Regions from separate parts of the Homo sapiens genome. Here region 1 is linked to region 2. Evidence: chromatin loops called from intact Hi-C (ENCODE). Cell type or tissue: ovary. All regions are shown on one strand. Each heading gives the region's core, and the rest is flanking DNA. Links, peaks and the distances in the headings are about the cores only.

Region 1 (7,424 bases), core at 966-5,965, 300 kb after region 2:
CTCCTTCAGATCAGTTGAAGACCCCATATTATGGTTTCCACAAAATAAAAGGGATCCAAATACAAAGAGTTAACACATTTTCCAAAAATTCTTATATGCTAGGAGAATTTTGTTGCTCTTTCCCACAAGGCTTTTTTTTTGAAGCTCAGAGAACTCTACTGTGGCCTTTGATATGTCATGGCAATGACTCACCAAACTGTCCCTAACTAGTCTGAAAAGACACAGGCCAGCCTTTGCTCATTCAGTGTATACTGAGCTCATCCTATGTGCTTGTTACTAAGTTAGACGCTGAAGAAACAAAATGAAACATGCATTCTTGCCCTTAACAAACCAGTCATCCATCTGAATAGGGAAACACATAAACAATAAGTAATCAGTTACTGCTATGGAGACCACACACACAGAGGGGAGACAGGGAAAAGGGCTACTGTGGGTGCTCAGATGACTTCTGCGCAATGGTAAAGGATACAGCTTTATTTAAACACGAAAATACTTCAAAATTAAAATACAAAAGAACAACCTAATGGATGCGAAAATCTGGGGTGAAATATCACATACGCTGTGCCATTTACCAAATGCCAACTGGCTCAAAGTTCTAGAAGTGTGTAATTAATTCTGCACATTGAGAATTAAGTATGCAAGAGTATTTAAAATCGGCAATGGGGCAAGCTTATTTATCTAAATTTCCTTGCTCTTAAAATCTAGTCCTCATTCTGGAGACACATTGTCCTAGGCCATTCATTCTCACTTGATGTTATTAAAACTAAAATATAGAATAAAAGGCAATGGTAAATACAAAAGTTATTTATGGACTAAGTAATAAAGCATGACACAGAAACCCTTCTAAAAACATAAATTATCTGAACTAATGGAAATGTAAATTTGTAGTAAATTATTTTTTCTAGATTACTGACTAAAATAAGTAAAGGGTCCTAGAGGAAAGGCCTTAAAAAACAAAGTATCATGCTGCTAGATCCTTAATAACCCAAAATGATCTACCAGTCCTCAGTAATCTCAATAGAAATGTGTAGCACATCTGGAAAATAGGTGAAATTCCTGTTTCTGGGATATCGCACAGCTATGTTAAAATTCATTTAAATTGATACTTCAACCACAAGATAAGGTGAATATAGGATAAAAAAATAGTAAGACGCTATATATGACGACTCACAATGTCACTATTAAAAGGCCAGTGGACTTCTAAAAATTCCTTACAAGTAAATATGATTGTACATTTAAATATCTGGGTCAAATAACAGGTAAAAACACTCTGATCACTCAAATTAAACCATAATATTTTTCTTAAATCTGTTCAGCACATAAACTATTGTTTATTAACAAAATTTTCAGGTCTAGAATTTAAACATCAATATAACATTGTGAGGAAGTAACATCTTCTGGGGAAAGTTGAATTTTCCATGGATAAAAGCTTAATGTTAATATAAAGATAGGCTGTATAATAGCAAGCCCTCCTAGTCACAAAAAGCCTATTTATATCTATCAAAAGATTCCAATTATTTGCATCAAATGTGTCTATTATAAATTGCACAGCAATCAGGAGATTCACTTTGTTTTATTTACAAAGTTTCTACATAGCTGATTTACAGATATTCAGGGAAGGAAAGTATACACATTACCACAAAAAAAGATTGTGGATTTATTAGTCTTTGATGATGTCTTCTTTTCCCAACTTCAGAATCAAATTTCTACAAATAGTGGTAAAATTTAACTTTAAAGTCATATAATATGATCACGATATAGGGTTTTGAATTATACACTTTCTTGTTTCCTACTTCAAATGCAGTACTTTGCACATACGGAGAATTAATGTTGCACATTGCTTTTCATATGAATTTCTTCAATCGGAATTTAATTAGGCACCCTTTTGTTGAGTACATGGAATTGTGTGGAACTAAAGGAAGACCTGGATAAGTCCTAATCCAAAAGCTATTCTCGTCTAATTCAACTTTCTGTGAATAAAAATATCTCAAAAGCATTTCATCTACACAGCTTCTCTGCTCTAAACAATTTACAGGTTCAGCAGGAACCAGGCATAAATCTCACTGCATTTTTTTAAAACAATGAAACCTCTTTACTTGGTTCATTTTCTTTTGTCTCCTCAATTAAAGCACACCTTCTGATATATTACATGTTCCTTCCCTTTAAATACTGTACACACACAGTCTGACATAGATTTTTCTTCTTGCCTTGCTGGAAAGCTTGTCCTGTTTTCTCCAAACTAGATAAAGTTCACTCAGATGTGCTTACGGGCGCCTCCCTCCCCTCAGTGCCCTCCCAACCCTGGATGCCTTTCTGTCCTCCTCCATATTCTTGGGTGGGCAGGAACCTGGGGAGATGCAGCCACCAGGCAGCTTGCTACTCTCCTGAAGCACATCTGGGCTTTATATTAGGCCTTTAATTAATCCTCAGTGAAAGCCAAGCTATGACATTTTGACTGGGCAGGCTCCAGTTCTGGACAGGTCTTGATTTATTGCGACTGAGTCCCAACCAACTTTGATTTATTTCAGCTTAGGGGAGGAAGGCAAGCTTGGAACAGAAAAGCGCTGTTGAATGTTGAGCACGTGATGTCAGGACAGGCCCTCCAGACTTCCAGGGGCACGGGACAAGCGGTTCAGAAGAGAATGGCTTCTGAGAAAGCCATTTTAAAACCCTAAGATTTAAATAACACGAAATTGTACCAGACAAAATAAATGTAATCACAGAGGAGAGAAAATGGCTCCTGAAACAGTTGGCTGATTGTGGCAGGGTAGGAAGCCCCAGCCTTATCTCTGGGAAAAGGAGGAAACCCTGGGGGCCTTACTGTTAATCAGGACTCTCATTTGCATTCGGGGGCTGCTCTGTGTGGCCGTCTGTCCTTCCTGAGAGCAAAGGCCAGGAGGACTGCCCCCTCCTCGGCAACACCAACAACTGATAGTCCATTAAATGAGAGCAGATTTCCTTTTTGCAGGCAGACAGAATAAGTCAAAAGAAGGCAAAGTTACTCCATTAAGCAAAGACAAAAGGGTCAGTCCATTTAACGAACGAATTTGTTTCCTTTCCGGCCAGGCTTTCCTGACAGAGCCGATAGTAGAGTGCTGTGCTCACTGCTGTGTCCTTGAGCGTGGGTTGTCAGAACAGTGACTCGCCGGCTCCCACACCAGCAATGCGCAGTACCTTCCTGTTGGCCAAGTTAGGGCTCAGGGTGGTGCCCACTTAATACCTCACTGCAGGCTTCACTGGGCCTAGCATGATGCCTCGCACATAGCCAGGAGCCCCCAGCACAGCAGCTTTGACTGCTGACAAAGCCCTGTTCCCTCCTTGGGGGTGGCAGAAGGAGTGCATGAGATGGACCTGTCCCCAGTGTCACATGGTTGACAAAGGGCAACGTCAACAATTCTCAGAGGCAACGTTAAGTTCCTTAAAAGGGAGATAATGGTAGGAAAAATGTGTTGCAAAACAAAGAAGAGGGGAAGCAGAAGAAAGGGGATAAGGGCAGAAAAGATGGATAGAGGTAGCATGGCCCAAGCAAGTAAGAACAGCACAAGCTCTGGCATCCATGACATGAGATCCAAACTCCATCCCAGCGACTTACCTGCATGTGCTCTGTGCAAGCTACTTAACCAAGCGATGCCTCCTTTGGGCAGCGAGCACTTATTCTCAGGGCAGCTGTGAGGTCCAGGGGAAAGCCTTGCAAAGCTCTTCCACACTGGGCCTCACCCCTGGTGCCGAGGGCACTGGCCGGTGTCATTAGAGGTGGGGCCTCAAAGGTGCCTGTGCATCTGCATGTGGGGCCAGCACATAGCTGTGGGTGCTGGCGTGTAGGTGGGACCTCAAAGGTGCCTGTGCATCTGCATGTGGGGCCAGCACATAGCTGTGGGTGCTGGCGTGTAGGTGGGACCTCAAAGGTGCCTGTGCATCTGCATGTGGGGCCAGCACATAGCTATGGGTGCTGGCGTGTAGGTGGGGCCTAAAAGGTGCCTGTGCATCTGCATGTGGGGCCAGCACATAGCTGTGGGTGCTGGCGTGTAGGTTGGACCTCAAAGGTGCCTGTGCATCTGCATGTGGGGCCAGCACATAGCTGTGGGTGTTGGTGTGTAGGTGGGACCTCAAAGGTACCTGTGCATCTGCATGTGGGGCCAGCACATAGCTGTGGGTGCTGGCGTGTAGGTGGGGCCTCAAAGGTACCTGTGCATCTGCATGTGGGGCCAGCACATAGCTATGGGTGCTGGCGTGTAGGTGGGACCTCAAAGGTACCTGTGCATCTGCATGTGGGGCCAGCACATAGCTGTGGGTGCTGGCTTGTAGGTGGGACCTCAAAGGTACCTGTGCATCTGCATGTGGGGCCAGCACATAGCTGTGGGTGCTGGCATGTGACAATAACCCCATAGGCCATCTGGGAACACGTATGCAGGTGTCCCTGAGAAGGAGCGCCCAGGTGGCTGTTGAGTCCAAGCCATCTGACATGCTCAAATGGAAATGGAAAGTACCCACCGAGACTTTCTTCACAGATCCACACAGAACAGCTGTTCCAAAAAACGATACAATGATCTTTACATGAAACTACCAAATAAGTGATGCTTGTGACAAGTATTACTGTAACTGTTAGCTTTGTTGATTAGTCTTAAAGGTTGAGCAGCACATTAGGGACCTCAGAGAAGTGCTATCACATTTCAAAGCTGGCTGCATGGCATATGTATATATGTATATAAGCCATCCTACATATGCATATAAGCCATTCTGTGGGTGGTCAGTTCCCCATTCCTGCAAATAGTCAAGTGCCAGCATTGAGAGCTGGGGTGCCAGGACTCAGTAAGCCAGTTCCAAATGTGCAGTGAGCCTTTGCACCATGAAACTAACACAATCCTAGGGATTCTCAGGTACTATTTAGCCCACACCAAAACACTAATTGCTGTTAAGTAAAATAACCTGGGTCAAATTAGATATTTGCACAATAAAATGCAATTATTCTGTCATTGCAGTCAGCAGATTTTAATTTTTATTGCCTTTTTTAAACCTAGGTTATCTGAATACATGCACTCACTGATTTTAGAAATCAAACTCTTTTCACATCTCTATGATACTCTAGTTTTTCAAAGAAATTCTCAAGAGGTTAGTGGGGTGTGAAGCCCAAAATGCTGGCCATTCACAAGACCTGTGAAGCCTACGGGTCCTGGGTTTGCAAGCCAGGGGGTTTCCTGCAGTTCCAAAAGCTTTTGTGCTAGAGGGCAGGGAGGGAGGACAAGGAAAGGAGTAGGAGCTCTCCCATCTGGGAGCTATCTTCGGATCACACAGACAGAAGCGGCTGTTCCCAACGGTCCCAGGCTACTCAAAGCACAGGCTGCAAGGTCCTTTTCACCAGCCATTCATTCCCTAATAACACTTTACATAGCAGGAAATGGGCAGAGAACCCACCGTAGGGGCTCCCTGCACACAGCCCCAGCCTCCGAGAGGAGGCAAGGGTGGATGGCACATGTTCCTCTCCCAGACCATGGAGGGTGAGAACTCAGATGCACTGCAAAACTGTCAGTCTGTATGCTTCCAGGATTCCTTATTTTTCTGTCATTGTCTCACAGGCATATATATTTGTGTCTGCAAGCACACACTCTAACATTATTTGCTGTTTCGCATGTGTAATCTCTCTACCCATTTGACAACTGGCTTATGGGGAAGATGGCTTGGCATGCACGTGTCAGTGTATGTGTATCAACTTGAACTCAACACGCATAGACTCTGATACTCTAAAGCTCCACATGACAGATGAGGGGAAGATGAGAAACTGGTGGATGGGTTTCAGCAAATCAAGCACCCCACGGTCCCATGTACTGATTTTCAAAGCTGAATTTTAACATAATTTAAGCCAACAAAACAAACTTGGCACAAAGCAAGATACTGAGACCTCTGAATAAAAGCAACTTTCTAAAAATATTTAAAAAGAAGTTTTGTTTAAGAAATCCCAAACCAATACCTACCTTGGGCCAATACAGTATTGAAACAAGGGAAGTGACAGGACAGGAACCCTTCTAGAAATGTTCCACCTTTGAAGGTATCATCTCACTAACATAGGTGAACTCTCTGTTTTATGACATGGTGTATTTCTTTTCCCAGGCAAATAATTTCCTAAAGCAACCATCAGTGACACATTTAATGTTACGAAGTCAGTCGGACACAGAGCAAGCATGAAAGCCTGCTTCCATGGGAGGCAGGTGAGCCTCCTGAGCTGGTACACATTTTACAAAAGCACAGAATTTTAAGGGAATATAGGGTTATAAACATAAGTTGCATGTCCATATAAAAGAGACAATAACTGGCCAATAAATGAACTATACAGTTCTCCCCTCTTATCTGTGGGAGATGTTCCAAAGTCCCCGGTGGATACCTGAAATTGCAAATACCAAACCGTACACACACGATGTTTTTTCCCATGCATACATATCCACGATAAATCGTTTAAAAATTAGACACAGTAAGAGCTTAACAACAAGAACTAATAATAGAACAATGATAACAATATGCCAGCATCAAAACGCTTGCACCATGGGGCCATTATTAGGTAAAGTAAGGATTCAGTGAACACAAACACTACAATACTTCAACAGTCAATCTGATAACCAAGGAGGCTACTAAGAGACTAATGGGTGGGGAACATCGACAGTGGGGATCCACCGGACAAAGGAATGGTTCACGTCCGGGCAGAACGAAGTGGGATGGTGTGAGATTTCATCATGCTACTCAGAAAGGTGCACGATTTAAAACTTATGAATTATTTCTGTAATTTCCCATTTAATATTTTCAGATCACGGTTGACTGCGGACAGGTGAAACCGTGGAGAGTGAAACTGCGGATAGGAGGGGGCTACCGTACCATTCTTTGTAGGTTCCTTTTCTTATATTTTTCACTTAAAAGCTTAAACTAATGTTTCTCTGTCCCAAGTAGTTTACAAATGTAGACCAATTTTGTTCTGAAAGTCTCTTGGCAAAAGATATTTTCTTGAATCAAAATTTTCTTTAAATTTGGGCTATGCTACAAACCTCAATAAAAGTGGCATAATTTTAATTTCATCATTCCAGTTAATAAAGAGGCATAGAAAGTGCATCACTCTACTCAGCCATCCTCCCTTCCTCTTGACTTCTTATCATTCCTCTGATCCTCAGACACACACATGGCACCATAAGGCAGGAACTGCTGCTCGAAGGCTTGATGATTCCAAGAGAGGTGAGAGGTAAGCTCTTCCCTACGGCTGTTTGCTCAGACAGCTGGACATGTATTGGAATAATCTGCTGTAGTCAGTTTCTTCATATGTTTATGTAGCTAAAGATTAGAGCAGAAATTAAAAAATCAAGAGTTCTGCGTTAAGATCCCAGGTCTGCACCTGACTCACGGCTGACCCTAAAGGCAAGCCATTTTAGCTGGAGGGGGGTTACACC
Region 2 (7,424 bases), core at 1,690-6,689:
CTCTGATCTAGTCGGGGATGCCTTCTAGGTTCTAAATGCTTAATTGGAAAATGTCTGGCACAGCCAGAAAATAAAGCCCAACTCTCCTTTTATGAGATTTACAGCAGACTGTCAACACCATCTGATAATTGAATCTCCTTGAAATCGGCAGAGCTATAGAGATATCATCAGGAAAGCTGATGTACAAACAAGCAAGAAGAAAAAAAAAGAATTAGAAAAACTGATTTTACTCCATTTAATGCATAATCAAGGGAAATGCAAAATTTGCCCAACTAAGGAGAAAGAGAAATACGAGGTATAGTTTTCTCAAGCTTTGTTTAGAAGCAAAAGGATCCCTCCACTACACTCCAGCCTGGGTCACTAAGACACACACACACACACACACACACACACACACACTCTCTCTCTCTCTCTCTCTATATATATATACACACACACACACACATATATGTATTTCCATATATATATGGAAATATTATTGTCATGCATTAGCTCTTTTAAAATATCCAAAGACAACCTGAAATGAACAAAGCAGGAGGACCTGGGTGAGTCTGAGCCCATTCCAGAAAAAAACAGTTGGCAGCAGTAAGAGTGGTGTTTACTAGAAAATTAACCTACTTCCAGCAGACAGTAGACAATGTGACTGATATTAAACAAAATGCGTGGATGTGTTTGCCTTGATGTTCGAAGGGTGGAGCTGCATCTGTTTTCCTATTATGTAAAACCCCTGCCCCGCTCCTGCCAAAACATTCTCCCAGTGACACGTCTGCCCGCCTCTGGATGCGTTCCTTACTAAAACAAATACGCCTAACACCGCATCTTTGATAGCAAATGCTCACAAAGGCAAACAATGAAAACTCCTAGGGTGCGTTTCTTGGGATGGCACCGGGCACCATGCGGAATTGCCACACACAAAAGCAAAACAGTGCTCCTGGCTGACTGGGCCAGGCCCCAGAGGTCAGCAACTTTTAGTAACTTGCTCTTTCTCGGCGAGTAACTAATTTCCCCCGCTCTGGGCATCCCGCAGTCCTTCCCTAAGAAGTCACTCTGTGTGTAGATGTTGTCTCTTTGAGGAGAGTGATAACTACTCAAGCAAACCATTCTTATAAGCGCACACTCTCACGAATAAAAGGAGAGTGTCTCATGGACGATACTGGCACCCTATAAAAGTGCAATTCAGCCTTATCTAATCTGGTGCGTGTTTCATCACAGGGACATGCAATAATGGCAGCCTTTGTGCTGAAGGAAGAAGGAAAAGCTCTCACGCGCGGGCGAGGTGGCGGGGGTCTGTGACCCGGCCCGGACTTTGTGCCCAGCTCTCAGTGAGGACTTCGCGGTCCTGGGGCCAGTAGGTGAGAAAATGATGGATGGGCCGGGTGGGCGACGGCAGGAACGGCCTGGAGAAGGCTTCCTCCTCCCATCTGCTCAGGAAGGACCTCAGCGCCAGACTAAACACAGGCCGGCGCGGCTGCGGTGTGCGAGCTCGCGCGCCGGCCGCCGGCCTTTAAAAGCACCTTCCTGCGCACGACGGGGAGACACCGGGAGACCAGGCGCCCCGACCCATCGGCTGGTCTTGAGGAGAAGCAGGACCGCCCCAGACTGTCGCCGCGGCCGGCAGGGCCGGGCGCTCCGCGGGGAATCTGGGCCGCGGTGCCCTGTGCCCCACTCCGGCAGGACTGGGCTTCCCCGGCTCTTCGAGGGAAGACCGCACAGAGAAGACCCTGGGCACCCCTGTGGCGGGCCGGACCCCGGGAAAGTAGGGCCCCTGCTGCCCCGCGCACTTGGTGGCCAAACACCTCCGGAGCCTGAGGTCTTGGGCCTCCTCTGGCTCTGCGTCCGGGGTTCTCTTCTCTCCCCCAAGGGTTGGCCTTTGGGTCAATCGTCCAGACCCAAGCCAAGCTTGTGTTGGGCAAGGGAGGAATTCCTGGAAAAGGAAAAAGCCCCTGCCACCCTCCGCCCTTCATTCATCTTCCCTGCCACCCACTCTCTCCTTTTCCCTGCTCCTACCCCAACCCTGACCCTCAAGGCCTACCTGGCCAAAGACAACAGCTGCGTTAGTCGCTAGGCCTTGGTGGGACTGAAGGCGGAGGAGCCTGGGCATCTGCTGGGGGAAGGCCGCACTAGACTGCAAGTCCTGGGTAGAAGCCCTCCCCATCTTGGGCCAGCTCTCTTCTGAGAGCCTCAGTTTCCCTCTCTATGATGCCAAGGGCTTGACTTTGGTGACTTCTGGACAGCCCCGGCATGGTGTCCTGGAGGTGAGCTACAACCTGAAACCCACCTCCTGCTGCCCATCCCTCCTCCAGCCTCCTCTGGCTGACGTCTGCCATGGGTCCGAGAGGAACTGCTCCTGCTTCCTCAGTGTTCTGAGGCTCCTGGCCTGCCTGCCTGCCTGCCCATCTGTCTGGAGCTGTGGGTAAGAGCGGGCCCACCATTGAGGCAGGGGCAGAAAAGAGCCTCTCTGCTTTATTTGCTGTGTTTTCTGGAGAATCTTCCTTGGGGAAACTAAATGAAGGGAAAAGCAGGAGAGGAGCCACCAGATAGCATCCAGGAGGAGAGAACAATGCATTCACCAGCAGGTCCTTTATTCGTTTATACAGAATGTCTGTGTCCAAATATATACCATTTTTCTGTGCATGCGCGTATACCAGTTTCTCCTCATAGCACTGGCGTGAGCATCTCTAGAAGAGTATGGAAGTGTGCAGATAAACCAGACCAGTGCAAGTCAGTATGTGTACACATATATAATAGATTCAACGGTTGCTGTGGGTAAACATCCTTCCCATAATAATTAGTATTTAGCTTCATGGATGTCTGCAAAGGGTGCTCTGTTACACACCCAGCTGCTAGAAGAAAGCCAAACACGGAGCAGGCCTCTATGTGTTTGTTGATTACATGGATTAGTAAACGTATCATCGATCTGAAATGCACATTTTTTTTTTCATTTTAGCAACTGAAACGGAGATGAGATTTACCACTGATGATATTTAATAATTTAGTTTTTTCCCCTCTTAGTGGCTCATAAGCACTGTACCTTATCATAAGTGGCGTCTTAGATCCAGTGAGCCTGTGCAGAGTGCAACTGCGAGGGCTGTGTAATCTTGGGAAAGCTCTCTCTTTTCTTTAAGCTCAGTTTCCTCATGTGTAAGATGTAGATCATAATATCCATGTCAGCGTCCTTGTGAGGATTAGGTGAAAGGAGTGTTTAAAGCACACAGCAGGATGACCGCATACTAAGTGTTCTGTGCATCCTACCAGTCTTTATAATTGTGGTTATGAGTGTCCGTGTTTAAGATTGGAGAAACATGGAATAAATTTGCCTCTCATTAGCGTGCACACTCTGCCCCAAACCCCTTTTTTTGTGGGGGGAGGTGCTGCTCCATCTAGTGAGTGGGGAGATTTTCTAATTCCCACTGGGGTCCTTGTGACCCCAAGCCAAAGCGGACCTTTAGTAAATGTAAATTCTGCATTTCTCTGCTGCCTTCATTTATAGTCAACCCGGTCGGACTAAAAAGAACTACCAGGGCGACCATAACTAAACACTACAGAGCAAGTGCCTCCTTTCCTCGCAGACATTTATTTCTGTGGAAATTCGCCTGTTTGCCATAGTTTGTCTTTTCTTATTTCTTCACTTCCAAACTAAACAGCCCTAATCCGAGCGCATACCTCTCTGTGTGCCAACGTTTCGCCTGTGTCTGTGTCTGCTGCGTATGTAAATACGGGCGAGCCTCTCTGTGGGCAAAGCCATAGGTGTGCATGGTCCTTGTTCCCATAGGCGACATCGGGGTGTGTGATTGCACGTGGGGGTGTGAGGCCTCGCCAGCACCGCCACTCACTGGTCCTGTTCTCGAAACCGGTTCTTTGGAGGCTCAGTTTTTGGTAATTAAGACTAAGGAGTGTTTAAAAAACAGAAGTACATTTTCCTGGAAACCAGCAGTCTTTATTTGCAACTTTTATTGGCAAACCTGGCTGCCAGTAAATACATTCCTTGGCATCTCCCACAATGTAATTCACTGGATGGAGCGGCCTTGCTTTTTCTGTAACGTGTACGTCAATTAAAAGGGCCGCCTGGAAGGAATGCGTAGCGGTGGCTGAAAGCCCCAGTCTCGGGTCACCTCCCTCCACTCCAGGAACAAAAGCGTCCGTGGTCTGTGCCTGGAAGTCTGAGAGGGTCTCCCCGATGGGGCTGTTCCCGCCCGGACCCTGAGGGATGAGAGTTGCAGCCTAGAAAACCAGGTGCCAGGCCCTGCGGGGTCCCACGCGGGCGGCGCGGTCTTCCCCAGGCCTCCTTCTCTGGAGACCCGGTTCCCAGGGGACGCTGTGCGGGGACAGGCGGAGCCGGCCCTTGGAGCCCGGCGCGGGCAGAGGCGCCGCGGAGACAACGCCTCCGACGGCAGGGGGCGCTCGTAGCACGCGCAGTGCGCGGTGCGGGCGCCCAGGACGGCTGCCTGGCCCCGGGTTCCCGAGGCGCGGGACCTGCCGGGGTGAGGTGCCCCCAGCCTGAGAGCCCCAGCCTGGGTCGGCCAAGGGGCCTCCGGGCTTCCACATCGTCCCTTTTTCTGCTGACGCTCGCGGGGAAGCGGCGGGAAGCCTGTGAGGGGCGGCCTGGGAGCAGACGGACCACCAGGTCACCGGCGCGCGCTGCCAGGCGCCGACCCACTCGCGAGGACCAGCGGTTCCCGGAGGCGTCGGCCCTCAGGTCCTCGGGGGAGGCCGGCTGCACCGAGCCGGGTGTCGGCCTTGTCCCTGTCCTGAGAGGTGCAAACACCGGCCCCGGCCCAGGCCCCCGGGGCTCCTGCCCAGAAGGCTCAGAGCTGGGGGCCGACCGCGCCTTACCCGCAGGAGGCCCGGCGGTGCGTCCGCGTTGGTGCCACTCCCCGGCCGGGGTGAGGGACGTCGGAAGGAAGGTCCCAGGGCGCAGGGTTCCGCGAAGGGAGCACTCGGAAGGAAGGCTGGCTGCGGCCCCGGCGCCTGGGTCCGCTGCGGCGCCGGGCCGGAGACCTGGGAACAGCCAGCCACCTGCAAGGTTGCAGCCCACCTCACCCCGCCGGCGGCTCCGGGGCTGTCTGTGGGTCTGTCTCACGGGGCAAAGCCTTTCTTCCCACACCCACAGCCAAGGCGCGTCCGTGCAGGGGCACACGCCTTCTGCTCCAGCCCCAGGAAGGCGCTTTCGCCCTGCAGTCCTCCGACGGCCGGCTCCCGCCGCACCGCGCACCCTGGCTCCGGCAGACTCTGGGGCCTGGGGACTCGCCCACCCTGCGCGGCGCGCCCCCCACATGAGCCGAGGTTGGGAGGCTGCGGGGCCTCTGTCCTCCCAGGCCGTGGAGTGCGGCGGCCGCTCTGAGTCCGCTGGGGACCTGGATGGAGAGAAACTGGGGCTCGTTCGCGCACACATGCACCATTTGTTCTTTCCGATCATCTATCCCTTTACGAATTTTATTTTTATTCCGGATTGTTAATGCAAGACGACAGTTTGAATCTCCATTTACCTCTGCCTGAACACAAGAAGCCCTGAGTCTTTTGAAGCCGGGCACCAAAGTTAAAGATTCACTTCCCGCATTCCCCATGGCCCCCTCTTGCAGCTTAGCTCGGCTCTGAGCCCCCGAAACGCCCTTCGAGGCGGGGGCTTTCCTGCCAAGGGGCGATAGGTGGGCCATCCCGAGGCGGGAACGATCAGGTAGGTGTTGGCTGGCTTTCTCCTGGGTGAGTAGTTAGGGGAACCGCCCCTCCAGGGGACTTAGATGACATTAAATTATCCCATCACACAAACTTCCCGTGGAGGTCTGCCCCCAGGAGGGCAACTATCGGATTAATCCAACCATGTAGACAGGCAATATGGATCACTTTGTCTTTAAAACAATCGAAAACCAAACGCTCTTTTCGTTTATTGTAGAAATTTTTCTACTAAGGACGGGGCTGAATTGGAGGGACTGTGCTGACAAATCCTCTACTTGAAAATCCCCCAGCTAAGGAGTATCTGCCCAAGGTCGCGGCCACCCAGATGTTCGGTCCCCACTCCTTCCTCCGCTGAAAAGTCGCACCGATGACTAACGTTGCCTGCCGGCCTGGTGGTTTGAAAACGAATGCCGGGCATTGATGCAAGGATATCCTCCCCTACCCCTGGGATTCTGGTCTAAGCAAAGGAGGCCGAATGGAGAACTAAGACAATTATCTAAGTAATCTAAAAAGCTCAAAGACATCCCCAAGCGGACCTTGCTCCAGTGGTCTGTGATGGCAGCCTAGTGGACAGTTTTCTAGTGGCCCTCTGGGGTTAATTGCCTTAATCTTCCACTCTGTCTGCCCCAGCAAAGGGAAAGATGCTAAAGCAGCTGTGGACTTGCAGCCTCCCTCCTGTGTGTGCAGAGCCCCCAGGAATCACTGCCCCAGTGCAGCAGGAGAAGCGCCTTCCCTCATGCCCTAAGCCTGCCTTTTCTGTTGTCCCCCAGCTCCTGGGCCAGGTGGAGCCCCCCCTGAAGCTGGTTTCTACCTGCCCTCGCCTCCCCACTGCAGCCCACAGTTCGGCTTTCAGGGCTGAACCCAGAGCCCAGAGGATGGAGAAGCCAGAAAGCGGGGAGGTAAGGGAGAGGGCGTCTAGGCACACCACAGAGGTGATTGGGCTGTGACGGGGACAATCCGCACAACACGAGCTAAGCTCACACCCCTAGGGAGTGATTTTTCCGGACTGCCCCCATCCCAATCTCCACCTCCTCTGCTTTACTTGAAAAAGAAAAAGAAAAAAGAGAGCTCCTTCTGGCTCCTGGTGACCCATATTTAGGACACCATCCCATCCCCCAGCACACACATTCCTACAGTGTCACCTGGTCCCCAATCCGAGCATTTCCTGGAGTGCTCGCCACATTCCCCTTCCTGGTGCTTTTCTATGGTGGGGCCAGGGGAGGCCTTGTTTTGAACATCGCTGTGACGTCACTCCCCCTCCTCCGAGCTAAGCACCCCTCGGTGGGCCCTGGGAATTGTTGCCCGGCCTGCTGGGGAGGGGCGGAGTGTGGGCCCAGGGAGGGTTCCACCAAACATCCATTACCGCTGTCGCCTGCGGGGCCTTCAGGCTGCAAGTACGTGAGGTGTCAGAAAAGAAGCCGAAGGGTTCCCGTGGGGGCTCTTCTGCCAAATGAGTCAAGAGATGTGCGGAAGCGGATGATTGAAGTACCCCGTGGAGTAGCAGAAAGGGGCATCAAAAACTGTAACCTGAAAATAAAAGCTTTAACCTGTTCCCCAAAAGACTTCATGCCTGCGTCTTAATGTTCAAATAACACCACTAACAACAAAAATGAAATAAGAAAAGTGCTTGAAATACAATCAAGCCGCTTACTGGAGGCTTGCTTCCGAGTAAGTTTATAAAACACAAATGCAAATATCTTTTCCTGGCGAATATCCAGAGCTAAACCAGTGGAAAGTTGATCTTGATAAAA

The links. Hi-C counts contacts between places; a loop is a spot of excess contacts. Peaks named below come from ENCODE experiments on the same cell type or tissue, not always from the same donor. Only the 100,000 strongest peaks of a DNase experiment are listed, where the experiment ranks them.
Region 1: it touches region 2 in a loop (2.5-fold over the local background); 7 of 110 quality-filtered maps call a loop at or near these places.

The regions. Positions count from the first base shown.
Region 1 is chr6:1,901,507-1,908,930 of GRCh38, forward strand. All of the region lies in intron 7 of GMDS (GDP-mannose 4,6-dehydratase), which reads right to left. Among named protein-coding and RNA genes, the nearest start is that of FOXC1, 300 kb to the left of the region's middle. In ovary, for the core only: no CTCF peak of the experiment used is centred there; DNase peaks (open chromatin) are centred at 2,355 and 3,145; H3K27ac peaks cover 1,519 bases.
Region 2 is chr6:1,600,126-1,607,549 of GRCh38, forward strand. It overlaps FOXCUT (FOXC1 upstream transcript), which reads left to right and starts at 5,406. Exons shown (of 2, transcript NR_125804.1): 1 at 5,406-5,674; 2 at 5,891-7,233. RefSeq lists silencers at 4,125-4,544, 4,595-4,664 and enhancers at 5,966-6,466, 6,467-6,967, 7,325-7,424. In ovary, for the core only: a CTCF peak has its summit at 4,425 (motif pointing right); no DNase peak of the experiment used is centred there; H3K4me3 peaks cover 821 bases; H3K27me3 peaks cover 751 bases.